Linked DNA regions of Homo sapiens: region 2 is linked to region 1. Evidence: chromatin loops called from intact Hi-C (ENCODE). Cell type or tissue: gastrocnemius medialis. All regions are shown on one strand. Each heading gives the region's core, and the rest is flanking DNA. Links, peaks and the distances in the headings are about the cores only. Region 1 overlaps ACOXL (acyl-CoA oxidase like). Region 2 overlaps ACOXL (acyl-CoA oxidase like).

Region 1 (4,392 bases), core at 201-4,200:
ACATTTAACCTAAATCTCCCCCATCCCCCGTCTTTTTAAAATTCCACTTTAAAATGGAGCATAGGCATAGAGTATATATATACATACATATATATACACATACATATATATACCTACTTATACACATATATATATACACACATACACATATATATATACACATACACATATATATACACACATACACATATACATATATATATATATACACACACACACACACACACACACACACATATATATATATATGTTTTTTTTTTTTTTTTGAGACAGAGTCTCACTCTGTCAACCAGGCTGGAGTGCAGTGGTGCGATCTCGGCTCACTGCAACCTCTGCCTCCCGGGTTCAAGTGATTCTCCTGCCTCAGCCTCCCAAATAGCTGGGAATATAGGCGCATGCCATACCACACCAGGCTAATTTTTGTAATTTTAGTAGAGATGGGGTTTCATGTTGACCAGGCTGGTCTCAAACTCCTCACCTCAGGTGATCCCCCCGACTTGACCTCCCAAAGTGCTGGGATTACAGGCATGACCCACTGCACCCGGCCAAGTATACTTTTTGTACTCTCAGCACCTCTAGTGATTTGATGCTCGGAATTATCTTGCAACATTGACAAACATATCCTCTAAATTAAGGAGGCATTTTATGGCAGTAAAAGGTATAATTTGGCTGATGAGATCAGTCCCTAAAAAAAAAAAAAAAAAAAAGTCAGGAGCATGGATTGAAACAAAACTTGGACGAGACGGCAAATAGAAGAAAGGGAACGCGCCACAGTGAGCCAGCCCTTAGTGCCTTACACCATCAGCTATTTATTCAAGCATGAAAACTGTGACATCATTCTCACAACACTAATTAGACAAAGAAATGAGATATGCAAATATTTTTTAAAACTTGATTCTGCAACACTCTTGCCAGATAAAAGTTAATTTAGAAAAACACAACTCATCAGGCTGACTCTGGAGCCAATGTCCATCACCCTAACTACCTGACCTAGGATATCCCTGGAGAAAAATCAAGCACAAGATGTAGGCTGCCCCATGACCCTAGAGACAGCTCAAATCCTTGGAATCTCTCATGGGCCAGGTTGGCCCAAAGATCAGAGGAAGCACAGTTACCCAAGCAAGAAGCACAGAAGTTTCAAGAAACTGAAGATGCTGCACTTTGAGGCTCCAACATGTCCAGCATCCCTTCTCCAGTGCAGCCTCCAGATGAAGGGTCTTTCGCAAGAAGGGTTCTGTGGGACCCTCAAGTCATTCCGTAATCCTCAAGTCATTCCTCAAGTCATCCAAGTGGGACACAGATGTGTACAACCCTGCACTGCCCCACATGAGGTGATTGCCTCGCCAAGCTGCCTCCCCTCACAGAGCCTCTGTTTTCTTGGCTGTGAAACTGGAATCCTGGTGGAGTTGCTGTGAGCACTGAATGAGAACACACACATGGAATCTCAAGAGCCTAGCCCACGGGAGACCATCAGCACGTGGCAGCTCCTTCTCTCCTCCTGGACCGCCTTAGAACAAAGATGCTTGTGATGGGCTGGGTGCAGGGCTGAATTCAGTTCGCAGACAGCTACTGAGGGCCCCCTGTGTGCCTCGCACTGTGTGAAGTTCCTGCCCTTTCGTAGCTAAGGGAGAAGTAGGCAGACTGTTAACACCTGGGGCTGGAATAAGCCAGGCACTAAGAACAGCCCCAAAGGCAGGAAGCTTTCCCAGGGAAGCCACATCCATGCCCAGGCAACGGGTGAGCAAGAGAGGAAGACAGGGACAGTCACGGGCAGAGAGGCCAATCTGTGCTGAGTCCAGAGGTGACCAGGGTGGCCTGTTTGAGGAGCTGCAACCAGGTCTGTATTGCTGGAGTAAAAGATTCATTTCTCTCACCCGGATAGAATTCCCCTTAACCCAGTTCCTCTATACTTTAGGCCACGGCTGCTCTCTGAAGCTTTAATCCTATTACACAGCTGTCTTTAGAGAACAGGAGACCATCCCCGGACCTGTGTATCATCCACCTAGAATAGCACTCCAGTCACACTGACAATGTCATCAGACCCAGGAGACTCAGCCATGAGCAATCTGCAAGGGTGAGCCAAGGAGCAAGTAAGCACTGCAGGAAATAAAAACAAAACAGTCATTGCCCAGATACACACCTGCCTCAGCTGAAAATACCCTGGGGTGCACAAGTCCAAAAGATCTCCATATACACATTAGAAACAGAAAGTGCTTGTTTTTCTTTTTCTAAAGATTTAATTCATGATTCCAGGGCCAATAATACATTTAAATGCCACCAGATGACCCAAACCCAATCTCCACAGAGCTGTGATCTGGACTGACTTATTCTCTACCAAATAAGCCTTCCCCTTTGCCACTATATTTATTCATCTATCTCTCTATCCATCCACCCACACATCCATTCATCCATCCATTCATCCATCCATCCATCCATCCATCCATCATTTATCCATCTACCCATCCATTCATCCATCTATCCATCCATCCGTCCATCCATGCATCCATTTATACATCTGTCTATCCATCCATTCATCCATCCACCCACCCATCCATTCATCTACCCACCCATCTATCCATTCATCCATCTATTCATCTACCCATCCATCCCTCCATCCATCAATTAATCTATCTATTCATCCATCTATACATGCATTTTTCCATCCATTCATCCACTCACCCATCATCCATCTGTCCATTCACTGAGTGCTTACTAAGTACCAGGTCCTGTTCATCCAGAGGTGACCAAGAAGACACAGGTTCTGTCCTCTTGGACTTGACATTCCTAGTGACCAGCCTTGCAGGTGAGGCACCCCAAGCAAGACTTTCTTACCCCTGAGTTTGCTGAGTGGCAAATAAATATAGTTCCACAGAAGCCCTTGGGCACCCCACTCAGGGCCAACCTTGTAGGCAGAGAATGCCTGCTCCTCAGTTTACCTCCTTCGGTTCCTGCCTCTCCAAACTCAGATCAAGCTTGATCCAGAGGGAAGTCCCTACGATGCAGGCAACATTCTCCCCACTGCAAACCATGTAATAATCTGGAAAAGCCACATATCTTCACAGAAGCAGGGGACTTTGCTCCTTATTACAGACATGGCAGCACATACATTTTAAATATGAAAAACATCCCCTCCTTCTAAGGTCCCTGTATTGAAGTTTTCAAGGCACCTCACTTGGATTTTGTACAAATTGAGAAATAAACCAACAAGCATCAGATAGAGGCCAAATTAATAAAATACAAATTAACAAAGGAGAATATGAAATAGATTTCATACAATAGACAAAATGATCAAGAAGCTTGAAGATATTACTACTATAGTGATTGACATGGTTTGGCTGTGTTTCCACCCAAATCTCATCTTGAATTATAGTTCCCATAATTTCCATGTGTTGTAGGAGGGACACATTGGGAAGTAATTGAATCACGGGGGCAGTTTCCCTCATGTTGCTGTTCTCATGATAGTGAGTGAGTTCTCACAAGATCTGATGGTTTTATAAGGGGCTTTTACCCCTTTTGCTCAGCACTTCTCCTTGCTGCCACCATATGAAGAAGGACATATTTGCTCGCCCTTCCACCATGATTGTAAGTTTTCTGAGGCCTCCCCAGCCCTGCAGAACTGTGAGTTAATTAAACCTTTCTTTACAAATTACCCAGTCTCGGGTATGTCTTTATTAGCAACATGAGAACCAACTAATACATTGATGAAGGCATATGTTTCTTCTCCTAACAAGAAAAAAAACAAAGGCAATTAGAAATTCCAGGACAAACTAAAAACCTTAAAAAGTTACAATTATCAAAATATCAAGCAAATAAAAACATGATACAATTCTGAGTAATTTATAGAGTATAAGAAAAGTGATTCCATTTGACCTTGATGCTAGGAATATTGTTGTTCAAATTGTAAAGATATTTTGACATTAGACTTCTAGAGAAGAAATATGATCCTCATATACTATGTAGTTCTACAGTGAACAATACTTCGTAGCCCTGGCCTTAATAACACACAAACTTATAACAATAATACATAAAGTTATAACCCACAAATATTCTACTAACCATTATTTTGCTTCCCTTCTTAGAGCCTGTAAGGGTTTTGTGGTGGCAAATTTAAATGGCCCAGTTCACTTTTTAAAATTTATCTAAGGAATTGTAAACTTTTTTTGGCTTACTAAATTTCATTATGGTAGGCAAAGGTATCCAAACTTGTTCCGTTAAACTAAGCTAAAAAAAAAAAAATCCACTGGACACACTTAATAAGTGTTCATTCTAAATGGCCCTTTTCCCCATAAAAAGTCATCAATGAAAAGGCTGGATCAACTCATTTCCCCTCTTACTCCTGATCCCAGGACACAAAGCTCAGAACCACAGTGACACACAGCTGTGAGGCAAAGT
Region 2 (4,392 bases), core at 129-4,128, 130 kb before region 1:
CCACCCCCCACCCTTCCTCCTTAAGATTGATTCTTCATTCTTGCTGGAGAAAGTTTATAATTGATCTCTTTTATTTGCATCCAAAATAATCTTAACTAAGATGTAAGATGATCACAAATTCAGAAGTCAACTTGTAAAACTTCATCTCCCTGCCACCAACCTTCTTGTTTCCTTGCTGGGATATGGGGTGAATCCTTCTGGACTGAACTGGCCCAAGGGAGAGTAAAATGAGAAAGTTAAACAACATACCGTGGATCAAAATTTGGCAAATTGGCCCAGGATCTATGCCAGTTCTGTCCATTATTCTCTAATATGTCTGGCCGCTATCCATTCCTTATGAAATTTATAATTGCCTTGTTTATGCCGTTAAAAATTTTGGGCTGAGACCCTCAAAGGAATGTTGCCAAATAAAATGGATTATCCCTGGGTCATTTTAGCAATCTCTCTTTTCCTTATCAGTGATGAAGGTCAGTTTTACTGCTGGCTACTTTCCCCCTCTAATTTGCCTGACAAGATAGGACCTACTAACCTAGGACACTCACAAAGATGACATACGGACTTTCTCACTGGGGAGCGATTTTTTCCAGTAACCACAAATTAACATCAAAAGACATGCTGGTGTGCTGCACCCATTAACTCGTCATTTAGCATTAGGTATATCTCCTAATGCTATCCCAGCATGGCACATGTGTACATATGTAACTAACCTGCACATTGTGCACATGTACCCTAAAACTTAAAGTATAATAATAATAAAATAACATAAAATAAAAATAAAAATAAAAAAAAGACAGAGGATTGTTTAAAAGCCAAGGACTTATGTTAAATGAGGGTTAAGTGTAGAACATTCATTAACATGGAACCCAGAGGGCCAGGGAAGAAAGTTATCACCTGCCAAAAAAGGGGACAAGGTCCTGAATTAGGGATAATAGCCTTAGTTTGGAAGGCCTGTAGAACCTTTGCCTCTGTCTTTCAGTAGATTTGGAGAAATAACATCTCACTTCTGGCCTTGTTCGTCCTTCCATGGGAAAACTATAAGGATAATAACTCCTACTCACAGGACTATTGGAGGATTAAAGGTGGCAGCATCTATACATGTCCCTAGTGCTTCTTCATAGCAGGGACTCAAGAGAATGTCAGGGAGTCAAAAATGATTTTTTTAAAAAAAAATAAGAGCTGATTCCTCTAATCTTGGAGCAAGGTTCTTTCAAAGTTGAATCATTTATAATCACAAGGTGATTTTTATCGTCTGTCTTTGTAAATCCCTATAGCCAAATAGGTTAGGGTCAGCAGAATTCTCAGAAAGTAACAGCAGAGGAAAGGGGAAGCCTAGGCTTTAATCCAGAGCCCCAGAACTTTGGGGTTTTTTCTTGATGGCTCTCAACCCTTCCAGAGAAAGAGATCTCTGACCAATAAAATAGAAAGGGAGTTGGTCAGAAACCAGTTGATGCCCGGGAAAAATGAGACTCTTGAGCAAAGAGTCTGGCTGATAAAGTTGTCACAGTAACCACTGAGAAGGCCCTTCTACTAGGGGGCCTTACTGACACTTGGACCCCAGACAGATCCTTCTTGGGAGGTTTGCCAGATCCAGCCTTGGACCCTCTGAGTATGGACCATGCCTGAACTTCTTCCACCCTACCCACAAGTCACTTGGCATTATGGTGAAGCTCAGCTCGACCCTGTCCTGCCCACAAATGCAATCCCAGCCAGCTGGACTCAGCTATTCATGACCCAAGCACCAGCCAGAATTTTTCATGGTTCTGCTTCTTAAGAAATTGTATAGGGAGCAAAAGGGCCTCTGCCACATCAGATCTAAGTCAAGCTGACCTACTGGTCTGTAGTGAAATGTACGTGTCTCGGGGGTTGCTGTGAGGTATTTAAACAAACACCATCTATGTTATTCCAATGAATAGTAACTCTGCAGCATCCAGGTTGGAGGGGAGACCCCCGAATGACTGTCTCTGCTCGCACCAGTCTGCTGCTTGCCTGGTGCCCACTTTGCCTGGAGGACTGTTCCAGACGAGCTTCGAGTCCCGCCTAGGGCTGAGCAGGAGCCCACTGTGCTTTTGGATTTTTCAGTCTATTTTTTTTTTTTTTTTTTTTTTTTTAGTTCTTCTGGATCTTCCTTGGTCCCTGGCTCCTGAGTGGTCTTAGCTGTCTACATTCACAATCCCTCTGCCCTTCCTCTACAGCCCACAGAAACCAGAAGCCACATGGAACAAGCAGGAACAGAGGCCACAGGCTCCTTCAGGAGTGGAGTAAGGGCTTGAGCTCCAGTACGTGGGCTTTGCAACATCTCTTTGTGATTCCCAGAGATCTGTTTTGTTTATTTCAGGCCTTGGCTCTGTTCCAAGGGTTGGCTGATGCCAGATAAATGAGGTGGTGTTGAATGTCCCTGAGGAGTTAGTCCTGGGACAAAGTCTACTGAATAAGCAGAGGGCTCTGCCTCACATCACTTTCTGAAAAAATTTACAAACACTTGGAATTGCTTCAGCGTTCCCTATGCAATCATTAAATATAATCGCTCAGTCGCTGCCCGGATGGATTACATCTCCAAGCAGCAAAGAGCAGCTCTGCGTCTAACGTGAAAGGAGGGATCAGTGCATGTTTGCTGATAACCTTATCATTGTGCTAGGTTGCAGAGCTTTTTCGAGACTTCACTGCGCTCCAATTTTGTAGATATTTTTTTCACCCTGCTTTGGCTGTTTCTGTTCTTCTTTGTGAAATTCTGGAACGCACTGAGGAGAAACAGGGCAGCTGGGGGCAGAGATGAGAAGGGTCTCCACTGATGTGGGAAGACAAAGTCCTGCTGTGGAGACTGGCCCTGAGGGCACGGTGACACGAGAGTGGCACCTTCTAGTGTTGGTTTCAAAGGAGCCAAGATGGAGGGCACCGGCCCTGGCCATGGGCATCCGGGCTCAGGTAACACAAGGGCCAGGAGACACTGCAGGAGGTCCTTGTAAAGAATGTGGTTGTGCAGGGCCAAGGCCAGCAGCTGGGCTTGAGTTCCAGCTCTCCCAAGTGGAGGGGCAGTGGAGACCCTGTGGTGTGTTCTGGTCCCAGACCTGTAGACCCCCATGCTTTGGTGTCAGCAGTGGCCGAGAAGATGGCTTTCTTCCATGGTCCCAAGCCACACCCAAGGAACCCCAACCAGGCAGCTCCCATGTCTAATGGGTCCTGGAGGCAGAGGGGGAGAAGGGAAGGGGAAAGAGTTCGGATCTTTCAGTGTGATCTGTTACTACAACCAGCAAAAGGGAAAGGAAAGAGAATCAAGTTTTATTGAATATCTACCATGTTCTGGGCCTTAAGAGAGAAGGAAACTGAGGCTCCCAGTGGTAAAGTCCAAGATCACAGAGCCCTGACCATGAGATTCCAACCACACCAAAGCCAGCAGCTCCCCTTCCATGACAAGGGACCTGTCCCATCTCTTAGAATGCCCCCTCTCCACTGTAAGGCAGAAATGCAAGATCCAGGGCTGTTTCCCCTATTATTCTCTCAGGATTTTAGAAATTCAATCTAGGTTTGCTTGAATATGGAGAAAAGAGGCAATGTGAAAGCAGAACTAAATATCAACAGTCTGAAGAACTTGGTTGACCCCACCCAATCCTTAAAGCAAGAAAGTGGGAAACGAAGCGAAACTGCCAGGCCTGCGTCACATGACTAATCAGAGCCAGCAGAGTTCGGCTCTCAGGCAGTGTTCCCACAAGGGCAGGTGAAGGGTTTTCAACACGTTCAAAGGAGGTCAGTTTGATTCTCCCCTTACATACTGCGATTAGAGGCTGAAATGCAGAACATGTGTAAGCATGAAGCACTGGCCACTGGGAATGTCACAGCTGCACGCCAAGAGCAGAGTTCTGCCAACTCCAGTTCCAGCCTCTCCTTGACTCACCAAAGGGGACTGGGGTGAGTAATTTAACCAAATCCCACCTCACTTCTCTCAGCTGGACAACAGGGGGAAACAGCAGGAAATCTCAGAAAGACTAATAGGAAAAGAAGGGTCTGGTCCTGGTGGCTGACTTCCACCGCCATGAGAAGGTCCCCTCCAGCTAACACTAACCACGGGGCAGCTCAGCAAAGCATGTCTATGGACACCTGGAAACTGAGGCTTGGGAAGTGAGGACTTACCCAAATTCAGATAGTTGGAAAATTACAAGTTAGAGCCAAACTGTGCTCATCCCATTAAGGAGGACTCTACTATTTTCTGAAGCAGAGAGGGCAGAAGCCAACACAACTCAATTTTCATATGGCAAAATGGTTTGGAGCATGAGTTTGGACATAGTCTCTGGGTTTAAGATATGGCTCTCAACTTCATACTGAGTGGGCAAAAGCTGAAACCATTCCCCCTGAGAACCAGAACAAGACAAGGATGCCACTCTCACCACTTATATTCAG

The links. A loop is a pair of places that touch in the nucleus more often than their neighbours do. Peaks named below come from ENCODE experiments on the same cell type or tissue, not always from the same donor. Only the 100,000 strongest peaks of a DNase experiment are listed, where the experiment ranks them.
Region 2: a loop joins it to region 1, with 3 times the contacts of the local background. A loop is called at or near these places in 1 of 110 quality-filtered maps.

The regions. Positions count from the first base shown.
Region 1 is chr2:110,814,268-110,818,659 of GRCh38, reverse strand. All of the region lies in intron 9 of ACOXL (acyl-CoA oxidase like), which reads right to left. Among named protein-coding and RNA genes, the nearest start is that of ACOXL, 84 kb to the right of the region's middle. In gastrocnemius medialis, for the core only: no CTCF peak of the experiment used is centred there; a DNase peak (open chromatin) is centred at 2,039; H3K27ac peaks cover 3,706 bases.
Region 2 is chr2:110,946,420-110,950,811 of GRCh38, reverse strand. The region is part of intron 12 of ACOXL (acyl-CoA oxidase like); the gene reads right to left. Among named protein-coding and RNA genes, the nearest start is that of ACOXL-AS1, 170 kb to the left of the region's middle. In gastrocnemius medialis, for the core only: no CTCF peak of the experiment used is centred there; DNase peaks (open chromatin) are centred at 2,351 and 3,751; H3K27ac peaks cover 610 bases.